Linked DNA regions of Homo sapiens: all the other regions are linked to region 1. Evidence: chromatin loops called from intact Hi-C (ENCODE). Cell type or tissue: mammary epithelial cell. All regions are shown on one strand.

The links. Hi-C counts contacts between places; a loop is a spot of excess contacts. Peaks named below come from ENCODE experiments on the same cell type or tissue, not always from the same donor. Only the 100,000 strongest peaks of a DNase experiment are listed, where the experiment ranks them.
Region 2: it touches region 1 in a loop (8-fold over the local background); 7 of 110 quality-filtered maps call a loop at or near these places.
Region 3: a loop joins it to region 1, with 4 times the contacts of the local background. A loop is called at or near these places in 5 of 110 quality-filtered maps.

What each region holds. Positions count from the first base shown.
Region 1 is chr5:137,318,557-137,323,556 of GRCh38, reverse strand. All of the region lies in intron 2 of SPOCK1 (SPARC (osteonectin), cwcv and kazal like domains proteoglycan 1), which reads left to right. Among named protein-coding and RNA genes, the nearest start is that of SPOCK1, 180 kb to the left of the region's middle. RefSeq lists an enhancer at 3,304-3,803. In mammary epithelial cell, a CTCF peak has its summit at 2,931 (motif pointing left); DNase peaks (open chromatin) are centred at 2,956 and 3,256.
Region 2 is chr5:137,733,892-137,738,891 of GRCh38, reverse strand. KLHL3 (kelch like family member 3) reads left to right here and starts at 2,803. Exons shown (of 15, transcript NM_017415.3): 1 at 2,803-3,259. The coding sequence starts at 3,246. RefSeq lists enhancers at 2,536-3,204, 4,536-4,605. In mammary epithelial cell, a CTCF peak has its summit at 2,697; DNase peaks (open chromatin) are centred at 2,811 and 3,541; H3K4me3 peaks cover 1,257 bases; H3K27ac peaks cover 1,610 bases.
Region 3 is chr5:137,620,206-137,625,205 of GRCh38, reverse strand. It overlaps KLHL3 (kelch like family member 3), which reads left to right. Exons shown (of 15, transcript NM_017415.3): 15 at 3,080-5,000. The coding sequence ends at 3,108. Among named protein-coding and RNA genes, the nearest start is that of MIR874, 25 kb to the left of the region's middle. RefSeq lists an enhancer at 2,238-2,287. In mammary epithelial cell, no CTCF peak of the experiment used is centred here; DNase peaks (open chromatin) are centred at 2,245 and 2,775; H3K27ac peaks cover 987 bases.

The DNA.
Region 1 (5,000 bases):
CCTTCTGTTGAGCCCATGTCATGTCAATGTTTGTTTCATATATTTGGCTCCTCTAATGTTAGGTGCAAATATAATTATAATTGGTATGTCTTCCTGGTGAATTGGCCCTTTTATCAATATGTGATGTTCTTATTTGTCTCTTATGACAGTTTTTGACTTAAAGTCTATTTTGTATGAATACATATGACCACCCTGTTCTCCTTTGGTTACTTTTTGCATGGAATATCTTTTTCCACCCTTTCACTTCCATCCTGTGTGTGTCCTAAAATCTAAAATAAGCAAATAGTCTCATTTTCTTTTAAAAAAAATCCATTAAACTACCCTATGTCTTTTGATTGGGGAATGTAATTCAATTTCATTGAAAATAATTACCAATAGGGAAGGACTTACTATTGACTTTTTGCTATGGCTTGAATATGTTCCCCAAAATGCACATGTTAAAAACTTAATCCCCAGTGCAGCAGTGTTTGGAGGTGGGGCCTAATGAGAGGTGATTAGGCCATGAGAATGGAGTGAATGAAATAACAGTTATTGCACGAGTGGGTTTGTTATAAAAGGGAGAGTTCATCTTCCTTTTACTCTCTCTCTCTTGCTCTTCTACCATGTGATTCCTTTCACCATGATTCCTTTTACCACGTTATGACATAGCAAGAAGGTCCTTACTAGATGCTGGCCCCTCAGTGTTGGACTTGCCAGCCTCCAGAACTGTGAGAAAATAAATTCCTGTTTATTATAAATTGTCCAGTCTCAGGTTTCCTGTGATACTAAAATGGACTAAAATGCACTTTGTTTTCTGCCTGTCTCTTAGTGTTTTTGTTCCTTTTTTCCTCTTTTGATTTTTTTTTTGGTAAGGATATGCTTTGATTCCTTTCTCATTTTCATTTATGTATCTTATGTAGGTTTTTTGTGGTTACATGGGGCTTATTTTACAGTTGTAATATCTATTTTAAGCTGATATCAGCTTAGCTTCAGTCACATACAAAAATTCTACTCTTTGACTTCTCCCCTCTGTTTTGTTATTGTCACAAATTACATCTTTTGTATTGTGTATCCATTAACATACCTTTATAGTTATTTTTGTATTTTTGTCTTTTAACTTCTATGCCAGAATTAAGTGATTTACCTACCATTGTTAGAGTATTACAATATTCTGTATTTGTAATATTTATATATTTACCTTTACCAGTGAGTTTTGTGTGTGTGTGTGTTTTTTTTTTTTTCCTTGAGACAGCATCTCACTCTGATGCCCAGGCTGGAGTGCAGTGGCACAATCATGGCTGACTGCAGCCTCGACTTCTTGGGCTCAGGTTATTCTCTTACCTCAGTCTCCTGAGTAGCTGGGACTACAGGTTTTGTGCCAACATGCCTGGCTAATTTTTGTATTTTTTAGTAAGAATGGGGTTTTGCTATGTTGCCCAGGCTGGTCTCGAACTCCTGGGTTCACTGCCTGCCTCAGCCAATGAGCTTAATACTTATATATGCTTTTATGTTGCTGACCAGTGTTTTTTAGCATTCTTTCTTTTCAACTTGAAGGACTCCATTTAGCTTTTCTTATAAGGCGGGTCTAGTGGTGATAAATTTTATCAGCTTTTGTTTATCTAGGAAAGCCTTTAATTTTTCTTAATTTTTGAAAAACACAGACACACAAATCTGGATTGACAGTTTTCTTTTTCTTTTTTTTTTCTTTTTGACAGAGTCTCACTTTGTTGCCCAGGCTAGGGCATGATGTTGGCTCACTGCAACCTCTGCCACTGGGGTTCAAGCAATTCTCCTGCCTGACCCTCCTGAGTAGCTGGGATTACAGTCACCTGCTACCATGCCTGGCTAATTTTGTTGTATTTTTTTAGTAGAGATAGGATTTCACCATCTTGGATAAGCTCGTCTTGAACTCCTGACCTCGTGATCCACCTGCCTCGGCCTCCCAAAGTGCTGGGATTACAGGCGTGAACCACCGCCCTGGCCCTTTTTTTTCTTTTTTAATCACTTTGAATATATCATCCTACTCTGTTTTGGCCTGCAAAGTTTCTGCTGATATATACACTGATAGTCTCATGGAGACTCCTTTGTATGTGATGAGTTACTTTTTTCTTGCTTTCAAAATTCTCTCTTTGTCTAACCTTTGACAGCTTGATTATAATGTATCTCAGTGTGGACTTTTTTGGGTATGTTCTGATTGAGATCTATTTGGCTTCTTGGATTTGGATGTTCATTTCCTTTACCAGAGCCATTATTATTTCATACAAGCTTTCTGCCCCTTTGTCTGTCTTTCCTTCTTCTGGAATACCTATAATATACCTATTGGTCTCTGTGGTGTCCCATAGTAGGTCCTTTAGGCTTTCTTCACTTTTTTTTTTTTTTTCTGGTTGGTGTTTCTATGACTGAATAATTTCCAATGACCTGTCTCTGAGTGTGCTGATTCTGTGTTGCTTAAACAGTTCTGCTCTTGAATTATTCTAGTGAAATTTCCAACTCAGTTTTTGTGTTCTTCAGGTCACAAATTTCTTTGGTTAAAAAATACTCTTTTTCATTTTACAGACACTCTCATTTGTTTATACACAATTTTCCTGAGCTTGTTAAGCATCTTTATGGTGGCTATTTTGAATTGTTTATGAGATAATTCATATAACTCTTTTTCTTTAGGACCAATTTCTGGATATTTATTTTGTAACTTTGACTGGGCTGTGTTTCCCCATTACTTTGTGAGCCTTATAATTTTGTGTTGGGATTTGCACATTTGAAAACACAACCACTTTCCCCAGTCCTTATGGTTTTTCTTATAGGGAAAGACCTTCAGCAATCAGCCCAGCTAGAGATTCCAAGCGTCTCTTAACCTTTTGGGGAGAGAAATCTTTTCTAGGCTTGTGTGTGTAATTTCCCATTTAGAGAGATTTGCTGGTCTCTTTTTCAGGCGCTTGTAGCCTCTTGCTCCCTCTGGTGTCTGTATGAGGTATTTCAGGTTTTCTGGCGCTTTTTCTGGCATTGAGCTCTTTTCTGTTCTCTGGCTCCCAGGTATCCAAAGTTTTCTAAGTCTGTCAGCACTCTAAGTCAGGCAAAACAGAAACCACTCCTTCTAGCAGCCCTTGAAAAGCCAGAACACAATATATACATTCCACCCTTCCTTTCCCTCCCAGTGGAGAAGCCATGAGTTGGGTGCTTTCTGAAAATTGTGGCAAGCTGTGCTGGTGTCTCTGTGTGATACTACAAGTTCTCTGGTGCTGCCACAAGCTTCTGAGCTCTCTTTTGTTCTCTGTGGATACCAGGCATCCAAGGTATGTCAGTTTCCCATCAGCACTCTGAATCAGGCAGGACAGAAACCAGTCCCTTGGGCAGTTTCCTGAAAAGCTGGAACATTGGAAGTGTTTCAATTTCTTCAATTTCCCTCCCAAGGGAGAATCCACAAGTTGGACTCTTCTTTTTGATCATGAGCTGTGCTGGCTTGGGAGAAGGATTGATGCAGTTGGAATAAAATAGCTTTTTGTTACCCATTTCAATGTAGCTGTTCTTGATTTTGAGTTGCCTGGGGTACTGTGACTTCCTAACTGAATTCTGGAGTTCTCATAAAGGCTTTTTGGATCATGTGTTGTTTTTTTTTTTTTTTTTTTTTTGAGACGGAGTCTCGCTCTGTCGCCCAGGCCGGACTGCGGACTGCAGTGGCGCAATCTCGGCTCACTGCAAGCTCCGCTTCCCGGGTTCACGCCATTCTCCTGCCTCAGCCTCCCGAGTAGCTGGGACTACAGGCGCCCGCCACCGCGCCTGGCTAATTTTTTGTATTTTTAGTAGAGACGGGGTTTCACCTTGTTAGCCAGGATGGTCTCGATCTCCTGACCTCATGATCCACCCGCCTCGGCCTCCCAAAGTGCTGGGATTACAGGCGTGAGCCACCGCGCCCGGCCTCATGTGTTGTTGTTAAAGCTGGTGTTTCTGTTGTGAAGTGAGCTCTCGGGTTTCCTATTCTACTGTCTTGCTGATGCTACTTAAATAAGAAGGATAGTTTTATGGCATTGCATAAAAGTGTATCCTAGCATCACTCTACTGAAAACATAACTAGTTTTATCATTGATGCCTTCCAAGAAACCATTTACAAGTATTAAAAGGACTTGCTCTTGGAGAGATGTCAATCTGTTACTTATAGTGAACAATAAGCATATTGGAAAAATGTGTTAGATGAAAGAAAGGGGTAATGAATGGTTTTAAATTAATAGATCTTTCACCTAAAGCTAGCCATGGAGCATTGCTTGTAAATCAATTAAAGGCCAAAGGAAATATTCATCATTGAATTATATGGGTTTTTACCTAGAAGAATTTCCCTCAAAATGCAATTTCCCTGGAAATCTGTGAATCCTCAGTTCTCTGATGAGAGGCAGCTTAAAATTCAGCTGGGTAGTTTCTGTGATGTCTCAAACAGGCTCCATAACCTTCATGATATATAGTCTTGGAATTTGTGTGTGCCTCCTCTTTTCTCTGAGGGCAGAGATTGGACAAACTTGAACTGCTGATATAGAGAAAGTGACTTATGTTTTTTAGCTTTCAACTGCACTGCTTGGCAAATTTTAGGGGCTAAAGCATGAATTGTATGCCCTGGATAGAATGACATCTATTAAACGTCTTCTGTCACTGAGCAAGTCTGTGAATGAATGAACTTTGATTTCCTACAGAGAAGCAGGTGAATCGGTCAGTAAATCCACATTATTGAGTGTCTCTGCCCTCAGCAGCATGTCTTGGGATTAGGAAAAATTTTATCTTGACCAAGAGAAAAGTTTAAGGAGGGCCTGCTCTGTGCTGTCTCATATATGCTCTGGTTTTTAGAGTCTTAGCTTTCTCCCCAAACACTTTACTTTCAAAGAAGGGAAAATTAAACAATAGGCAATACTTGTTTCATCTTTGAATTCCCATTAATCAAAGGGTAGTCTCCTAGTAACATCCTGGATTTGTTTCTATTTCCACTTCAAACCCACTTGGCCATCTAAACAATTATCTGGCTCACCATCCACCAGAACCCT
Region 2 (5,000 bases), 420 kb before region 1:
CTCTGTTGATAGTTTCTTTTGCTATACGAAGCTCTTTAGTTTAATTAGGTCTTACTTGTCAATTTTTGCTTTTGCTGCATTGCTAGAAGGGTATTTCCTAGGTTTTTTTCCTTTTTTAAATAGTTTTAGGTCTTACATTTAATTGTTTACTCCATCTTGGGTTTATTTTATTTTATTTTTTGAGACAGAGTCTTGCTCTGTCACCCAGGCTGGAGTGCAGTGGTGCAGTCTTGGCTCACTATAACCTCTGCCTCCCAGGTTCAAGTGATCCTCCTGCCTCGGGCTCCCAAGTAGCTGAGACTACAGGCACATGCCACCACACCTGGCTAATTGTAGTATTTTTAGTAAAGATGGGGTTTTACCAGGTTGGCCAGGCTGGTCTCAAACTCTTGACCTCAGGTGATCTGCCCGCCTTGGCCTCCCAAAGTGTTGGGATTACAGGTATGAGCCACTGTGCCTGAGTTAATTTTTATATATGGTGATAGGGTCCAGTTTCTTCTGCATATGGATAGCCAGTTATCCCAGCATCATTTATTGAAGTCCTTTCCCCATTGCTTATTTTTGTTGACTTTGTCGAAAATCAGTTGGTTGTAGGTGAACAGCTTTATTTCTGGGTTCTCTTTTCTGTTCCATTGGTCTATGTGTCTGTTTTTGTACCAATACCATACTGTTTTGGTTACTGTAGCCTTGTAGTATAGTTTGAAGTCAGTTAATGTGGTGCCTCCAGTTTTGTTCTTTTTGCTTAAGATGACCTTTCTTTTCTAAATGGCCTCTTCTGAGTGTTCTCTATTCTGTCTACCTCCTGTGAATCATGAGTGGTGAATAAAGTATGAAGGTGTAGTCGTATGGTTTTGCAGGGAAATTTAGCAGGGTTTTATACTGGCTCTTAATAGTTATATTTTGAAACTTGAATACATACAACCCTTACATATTTCCTTTTCTGATCTTTTTTCTTTGTCTGGTTTGTTAGATGTGGCATTTCCACACCTTCCTGTATGGCGAATATGTAAACGTGGGTATGTGCAAAGGAGGAGTCATCTCTTTCTTATGTCCCTTTTATGAATCACCCAGTTGTGTTCCTGGTGGATGTCTGAACTCTGGCACGGATTCCGAGATTCAGTTTCCTTATTTGTGATGTTCAGCTTTTTGTGGTCCCTGTGATTGGCCTCAAGAGGAAATATCTGGAGCAGGGCCACAAGGCTGATTAGAGGAGGAAGGGACATAGAGGGAACAAGATATGAGGGGTATTGTTGTGCAAGGAAGAAGTGAAGATACAGCCCTGTGGGGTGTAAATGAAATTATCCAGGCCTCTTCTCACTTGAGAAAGAGTGAGTGTGAGTAATGGCCTTGTCTAAGAGAACACTGAGGTGCCAGGGGAGGTAATCTTTGAGAATAACCCTGTAGCCAGTTTGAGTTCAGGAGGCTATATAAAGTTTTAGTTACTTTTACTTTCTGTCACCTCAGTGTTCCTCTCTTCCTTCTGTGGTTTTAGGGCTTTGTAGTAGTGAAGAAATTTAACAGGTTAAAATGATAAGGATGATAGATTTACTGAGCGTCTCTTCGTACTTTCACCTACATCATGTTATCCTCCTTGAAGCCCCCTACAACACATTGGAGCCTAGTATTTCTTCTTAAACAATCACACGGATTACTCTGAGAAGAAAAACGGACCATTTAAAACATTTTTAGAATCCTGTGATCTTGGAGCTGAAAGGGACTCTAAAGATTGTCTGGTCTGACCCTATATTGTGAATGAGTAGCTGAGCATGAGGTCCAGAGTGTGGAGAACACTACTCAGGAAAGTCACTCACCCAGTGAGTGCTGGTGTGGATTCGGAAAAGCCCAGGGGTGCCATGAGGTGTCCCAGAAGAGAGATGCTCATAGCTGATTTTTTTCTGAGGCATTAGGATAGCTTCTGCACCACTTTTTGCAGCTAATTGTCCCAGTTACCTCTAAGCCTCTGTGGCTAGGATATACAGACTGGCCTCATGCCTTCCACAAGATTATGTTTTAGTTTGGGAAAGAAGATTTATAAATAATGAATTAGCCAAGACTGTATATTAGGTGTGAGATGACGATACAGGAAAGTATAGTTTGTGTATTTTGGTGGTGATTGACTGTCATTGGTGTGATTAGGGAAGGTTTTATGAAGACATGGGATTTGACTGGACTCCCAGAAAGACTAAAGGACTGGGATTGGAGAAGGCATTTCAGGCAGGGAGAGTTAAATTAGTCTAAATTGAAGCTCAGCAGCTGGAGATTACAGGATGTGAAAGATCTTTGGCTGGATATGGGGGTTCAGTGGGAGACTTACTAGTTGGAGCCACTGCTTAAGTTAAATTCCAATATGACAGATTTTAGGAAGATATTTTAGGATTGTGCTAAGATATTTTAGTATTCATTGTGATAGCTTTACTGCAGTAGTCTTTGGCCTCTTGCAGTAAAATAGGGTTTGTTTCAGTTTCACCTATTTGTACTACCTCTCTTTTTCGACTAGTTTTCCAATTTCTCTCTGTATTCTCTTAATTTCTCTCTGTGTTTTTCTCACTTCTGTCAGGTGCTTTTCCCTTAACTTCTCCCCATCTATCAGACACTCAGAGCTACTACAGAATTTGGGAGGAGGATTTGGAACATAAACTGTGACCTACAAGTGAATTTCCCCAGGTGGATGATAAACTCCACTGCAGGCCACAGAGGGGCCTCCTCATTCCAGCAATCTGGCCAGGCTGACAGACTCATAGCCTATGGGAGCAGGGGAGGGTGTAGGGGCCAGTATTTCTCGGGCTAGTGACGAACTGCCTGATTCTTTGCAGCCTAGACAGAGGAGGCAGGAGCCCCAGGGGCGGGCTAATCGCCTGGGCTGGGGATGCCTGGGCAGATGCAGAGGAAGCTGGAAAGGTGGCAGTGCACCTGGGTCGCTGGAGCTGCCGCCGTTCCTAGGAGACCAAGGAGCAGCAAGCCTGCGGGGGAGGGGGAGCAAGTGGGTTGCTGCTTTTAGCAGCTGAAAGGGCTGCAGGGAGCTCTGGGTAAGACATTTTCTGTTGCTGCTGCTTTTGCGGTAGAAGCTGCTGCGAGTAAGTCAGAGGAAGGAGGATTGAGAAGGGAGGAGGCTTCACTTGCAGCCATGCTGAATCACTGTTGCTGATCAGATTTCCCACTGGTCTGCTGGGAGAATCAAGAACAGAACTAGGATCCCCGAGTGCATACACAGTTCAGCAGCTACCACCCTGGCTGGGCCTCACACAATGGAGGGTGAAAGGTATGTATGTATAAGTGTGTGCTGTGTTGTGTGTGTATGTAAGTGTATGTGTGCTTGCGGTGCAGCCACCAGCTTTTGTGTTTGCATTGGCTAGGCAGAGTTGGAAGACCTGGCCACTGATGGATCTTAAAGGGCGCCAGAACAAGAGCAGGAAAGCCGCTTTCCAAATCACCCGTTCCAGGGCTTGAATCTCCAGAGATCTGGCTTCCGCAAAGGCAGGTCTGGGTTTGCTAGGCAGCGGAGCACCCTGAAAGAAGGGACTTCCTGGCTGGTGTTCGGGAATAGTTTCAGCACAGGCTGAATCAGATTGCCTTTCTCAGGCTGTTTCAAGGAGGCGTTTCCCTTTCCTGGCTCCTTTCCCGGGGTGTTTTTTCTTTGGTGGGGGGTTTTTGATGTCATAGTGGGGCTGACCTGACATAGTGTACTTGCATTTTCACGCAGGAGTGCTTGAATCTTCAGCAAGCATGCCATGCTGATGGCTGTGTGTGTGCGCGCGTGCACGCCGTGTATGCCTGTATACACACACATTCAGGGATGAAGGAGAGAAACCCAGTCAGATGATACTTGCTCTGAACTGAGTTTCATATTTGTATTGAAAAGTTTATGAGTGATACTGGAAGGTCTGTGCTTCCTCCATCAGGGATTTCTTTTGAAATAGGAACCAGCAGAAAAGATTTTAAGTACTTTTGTTGAGCTGGATCTAACTAGCGAGGCAGTTAGATCCTGGCAGGCACACACATCTAAATTTTTAAATTGTTATCTGAAGATCTGAATCTTTCATTGTGAAGGTGCTCAGCGCAGTGCAGAGGTGACATTCCTCTGTCTATGAAGTAAAATATCTCTTGAGTGCCAACCTCTTCATTCTTTGGTCTGCAGTTGGTAGAGTACGAGGCTTGCCATTTTATCTGAGGAGAGAAGACTGCAGGGAGGGGTCCGGCCATGGCAGTGCACCACTGAGGGGAAGCCTGCTGCTCCAGATTGCCAGTTTGATGCAGACAGTAACCATCTGGTTAACAATAATAGGCTCAACTAAGTCAACACTAGAGAGTATCTCAATGAACACTTTCCTTTTCATGAGTTGTTGTGACTTCTGTGTCTCACGGGGCACAGTGATGCCATTAAACATCTCTAGACCCTATTAGAACTAGCATGATGATTGGGTGTCATTCTTTTGTCTGTAGAGGCCCTGGGAACTGTGTTTCTTGATGACTCCCACAGGAAGAGCCTGGGACTGACTGTGCTGCTGGTGCATTCTCTTTCTGGGTGCTCTTTGCAACAGGAGTTTAGTGTTGAACTCTGTGAGGCCTGCTGAGCAGCAGAATATGAAGGCCTATTTCCTAAGTGTGGGGCAGAGGTGAGCAGTGTCTTTGGTCCCCAAAACAGTGTCCCATTGATCTGGTAGGTGGCAGAGAATGGGGTTGATGCGATGAAGGTTTAGAGATTCTGGGCCATGCCTATTTGCTTGACCTGTGGTGTAACTGGGGTTGAGAGGTCAGTGTGAGACTACCAGCAGCGGATCAAACAGTTTTGGGCACTGTGTTCCCAGTTCTGTGTTCAGAAATATAGTGAGTCCTTGCCCCTGTCCTGGGGCCTCTCAGCTGGGATGGCTGATGTCTATGGCTTTAGAACACCAGGTTGCACATGTTCTTGTACTTTTCCTCTGCTGAAGGCAGATGGTAGACAAGAAATCCAAACCGAGCAGCTTCCAATGTTCACCAGGTCACCCAGGTCATACCTTTTG
Region 3 (5,000 bases), 300 kb before region 1:
ATCACACAAATAGCTGTCCTTTACTGCGTGGCTGGCCCCGTGCCATGGGGCAGTGTGTTAGGAACAGAGTGTGCATTTGTTCTCATCTTTTCAACAACCCTTGGGCTGAATGGGACTCTATCCGTCTATTTTATGGATGATATAACAGGTTTGGAGAGTTTAAGTAACTTGCTGAAGGCCACACAGCTAATAAATGGCAAAGTCAGAGTTCAAACCCAGAGTTCTAAGTCCATGCCCTTTGTGCTACCCCAGCTCAGGGTAAGCCTTAGAGTAAGGCACCAGGCGGGTGTGGAAGCTTCTTGGGGAGTGTGTGTGAGGGGTTTGGTGAGTAGCAGGGGCAGGGGTGGCATCAGAGTTGGTACTACTAAGGTTGGGTCCATGGGGAGATGAGCAAATATATATCCATGGTGTAGTTCAGTTCCTTGTATCTGGTTTTCCAGAACCTGGAATAGAGATAACATTATTGATCCAGCATGCACAGAACATACCAGGCATTATCCAAAGTATTTTATAGTCATTATCTCTTTTAATCCATACCACGACTCCAGGAATATTCTTCCGATTCCCATTTTGCATTATAAAGGTCAGTCATTCCATCTTGTTTGACTGCAGAGGAAGATTGTGCTGTGCAAATTTGAAGGAGTTTGCAGCACATTCTTTCAACATAAGACTTCTGTTGTAATGAACTTTAACTTTTTTCTTCCTTTAGAGTTTTTTTCACCTTGTAATACTTTTCTTGGCTAAGTATAAAACATTTTAGAAGAAGTTTGGTCCTGGAGTAATTCTGTTCTGGGATGAGTGAGACAAGTGAGGAATCTTCCCTTGACTCCATGTGTGCCTTAATGAGAGGGGAAGAGTTAAGTGTGGGTGGTTAGAATTTCATATATATGCTGAATATTTCATGTCCCTTTCTTCATTGTCTGCCCTCTCCAGAAGTAGGTAGGAAGGAGACAAGCAAACCTGCAATTTTATGTTCAAACCCACTTACTGAGTCTATTATCTTAAAGTCTAAGGAAATGCTCCAAAATACAAAGATTTATGGACAAATTTATTGGGGCCTTACTTGTAATAGCAAAAAACTGAGAATTACTTAATGTCTGACATGAGGGAAATAGCTAATAATCTATGGGATATTTATATAGTTTATGGATTTTTAATGTTATGAGAAAACATTTGTAATAGCCTGTTAGGTTAAAAAAGGATGCAAAGTTGTATGAACCTTGTGAACTCACGCATATAGTCCTGTATTGGTGGTAGTGGGAGTGGGGGTTGAATAGCTGCTGCTTCTTCTACAGATGGATATTGGAGTCAGATATGAATTTGAATCCCAGCTCTGCCACTAGCCCTGGGTCTCCGGGCCAGGTATTCTATCATACTGAACCCCTGTTGTCTTATTTGTAAAATGGGAATAAAATTAGACTAAGCCTTTTAGGGTGCTGTGAGAATGAAATGCAGTAATACTTGTGAAGAGCTAAGCACAATGCCTGCCTGGCATTAGACACCATGCAGTAAATGATTGTGATTATTGTTAGATGCTAGAAAGTATTCCAAAAAGACAGTGGTGGTTTTCTTTGTGTGAAGGGATTAAAGATTTTTTCTTTGTGTTCTGCATTTTCCAGATTTCCCATAATGAGAATATATTACTTTTATTATTAAGATAAAGGTTATATGAAAAAGCAACACAGGAGCCTGCTTTCAAGAAAAAAAAGCTACCTTCTGAAAGAGATGTCTGAGATTCAAGTAAGATGCTGTCAAGACCAGGCACCTGGACTCAGGTTCTGCCTGCCTTGAAGCTTCTGTGTCTGCACCTTTAGCCAGGAATAAACAGGAAATAGATGTCTTAGCAGAATATCTCCAGTGGGGTATCCTGGCTTGATTTTAGCCATGTTCTCTCAATCTCATCTTCAATCAGAACATTTCATAGTTGTGGGACTATGTTAAAATAAGGCTGCAGTAATATCCTGCCTGTAAACACCTGTAAGTTAGGATTTCATTTAGCAACAGGCACCAGAAACCCTGACAGATACTTTCCTAAATAAGGAAGTGAGTGTATTTGTCTCAAGTAGAAAGAAATCCAAGGTTGGCCTGGGGGCTCAGACTGACAGAACCAGGTTTCTCTTCTCTTTTCTATTCTGCCAGCTTTATCAAGGGCTGCTGCCTCCCCTTGGCCTTGCGTGAGCATTCCAGTCACAACAAGAACAAAGCCAGCGTTGCAACACTGGCACACTTGCCTTTACAGTCTTAGTGGCCAGCACTGGGTCACGTGGCACATCTAGCTGCCAGGCAGTCTGGGAACCTGAGCTTGCAACTTGCTGGTGGCTGTAGTCGAGGATAGCAAGTAGGAAGGATGTTGACGGAATCAACCTGTAATATCTGCCATGTAGCCTCAGTCCCTTACAGTGAGATTTTGGGTCATGCGTGGATTTATAGTTAGGTGCTGAGCATGGTTCACTCGGACTAAAACAGTAACATAGCATACATGTCTGGAGCATTTATCAAAGTCGAGATTGTCACACTGGCAGGGTCTCTTAGATGACATTTGTGTGGGAACTGAGCCTAAAGAGGTCAAAGAACTTGCCAAAGGCCATAGTGCAGGTTGACTGGTGGCAGAGCTAGGAATGGAATTCAGTCTTTCTTGCTCCCATGAAGGCAGCCTGCTGTACTTTCCGCTTCATTCCAGTGTCTTCTAAAAGTAGAGATGAATCACCCATTGCTTCTCTTACAGTGATTCAAATTTAGAACTGCATAGCTGCCCCTGGGCGCTGAGCATTGTTGGGCTGGGTGCTAGGGCTGGGGATGGGAGTCACCACAGTGAGTCCATGTGATGACACAGGGTGAGGCCACTAGTCAGTGGTGTTTGAGGGACTGTGCTCGTAGGTTCAAGTGTCTTGCCAGGACTTGGCTGTTGGAGTGGGGAACAGCCAGCTGCTAGCAGCCTGAGTCCACTTCAATATTAGGATAAAAATTGCACACATTTCCCTTGGCTGTGACTCAGGATATCTTGGATTCATGAACTCACTGGGACTCTGAGTAATTTTGGAGAAGCTAAGATGATAACTTTCTCCCCCTTTCTTATTAGGTGTTGCCGTGATTCACAAGTCCTTGTGACCCAAACTCCTACTGCCAGGAGGTGGAGGAAGGAGCAGGTGCTGCCTGTGACTCTGAACAGCAGGACCTTGGTGACTGGATTCAACTTGCTTGGGAGGGTCTGTGCTGCTGTGAGAACCGCTCTCCTCTGACTTGGCAGACTGGTGTTGTTCATCGCAGTGTGGACACCATTACCCACCCCCGTTCCCCTGAGGTGCTCTGGCCTATGCCCTGAGCAAGGGGGGTCTTGACATCCCCAGGCAGCACCTTTGGGCTTTGTTTTGGTGTTTCTACAGGGACAATACAGACCCTGGAGTGTGTGTGTGTGTGTGTGTGTGTGTAGACCATGGTGTTTCTCTATGTTTCTCTAAGTTGGGGGGTGAGCGTGTGTGACAGTCTACTGGATTTCTTTACTACTGATCCTTTCGCTGTGTTAAAAATCAAGTCACAGAGACCTCTCTTCTGGATTTGTCCCATGGGGACCCTGAGACTACTAAAGCTGCTTTCTTCTGAAGGTCCAGTTGGACAGTCTGGGAATGTCCAGAAATAACCAGTGAGAGGGGCAGTTCTCTGGCCACACCCACTTATGTACTTTAACTACTGTGACTTTGTCTGCAGAAGAGCTGGAAAATTCTCGAAGCTGCACCGTGTCCTCTGTGTGCTAGAATAAGGGACAAATGGGTTCCCTGTGCTTCTCAGCTCACTGTTTTTCCTTGAGTTCTCCTACAGGAAGCAGATGAGAACTGCCCAGTCTTCAGGTTTAGGCCATTGGTCTTTGATGTCATAGATTCCAGGCCTGGGAGGTGTTATGTCTCTTCAGCTGGGAAAACTAGCTCTTCAGAGAAGCCTCGGGTAACACTGAAAAACAAAACAAAACAAAACAAAAACAGGAAAAAAACAAAAAACCAAAGTGGTAAGGATTCAGTTCCTGCCTATAATGGTCTCAGAGAGGGTCCTACTTTTAGGTTTTCCCAGGACAGGACAGTCCCCATTTATACTTATTATCCCAGTTTAATTATTCACAGCACCCCATTTTACTCAGAAGTGTTCTGGTCTGGAGGATAAATAAGAGGTCACCCTCCTCCAGACCCAAAGATAGATTTGTGCCTGTGTTGGATGGGGTCGTGTGTGATTCAGATGGACATTGGATGGCTTCAAAGGAATATACCACTAGAGCTGGCCCTTGGCACTTTGTGACAGTGGTCAAGTCTGTCTAATGTCCTTGTCTTCTTTTTCTTGTGCTTTCCCCCTATTCCAGGGTGTGCACCCTCTCCCCAACCCCCAAGAACCCCACTACTGCTTTCCCTGTGAGGTAGGAGATATCAGTGGGCCTTGGATTTGAGGCTTCCTAAGATGTGCTTGCATTTTAAAAAGGGAGCTTGGTGAGAGCTTTGCTAATTCACAGGTAAAAATTATTAACAATAGAACTTCAAGCATCTTGAGGAGCGGGCATTTGAGGGGGCATGGAGTAATTTGTATTTAAAAAACCTTAAAGTTGTGCTGTTCCTAAACTAGCAAATTGCTCATGCTGAAATTTCTGGCATAAGCAGGGGAAGTCTTGTGTCTGGAGAATAGTCTCATACCTTGCAGTCTGGGACACCCTCCCTACTTTGAGAATCCACCTACAGGAAGCCAAGGAACTTTATAAATCCTGATGTTGGACTTCTGATACGACTGGGCTACTTCCAAGCAGGTGCTGCAGGAGATTGGCATCCCCCAGCCCCTGCAGTTAGAAACCCCGAAGTCTTCCCAGCCAGTGAGCCACTTTGTGTATTTACTGTATATTTATTGTGCCCTAAATGTGCAACTCTCCTAAAGACAAAACTTCTCTTTCTGATGTTAAGCACATGTTACTTCAACAAGATGCTTGGAGAACAACAAGGTACCCAGAATTTTTAGAAGCCTTCAGAAGA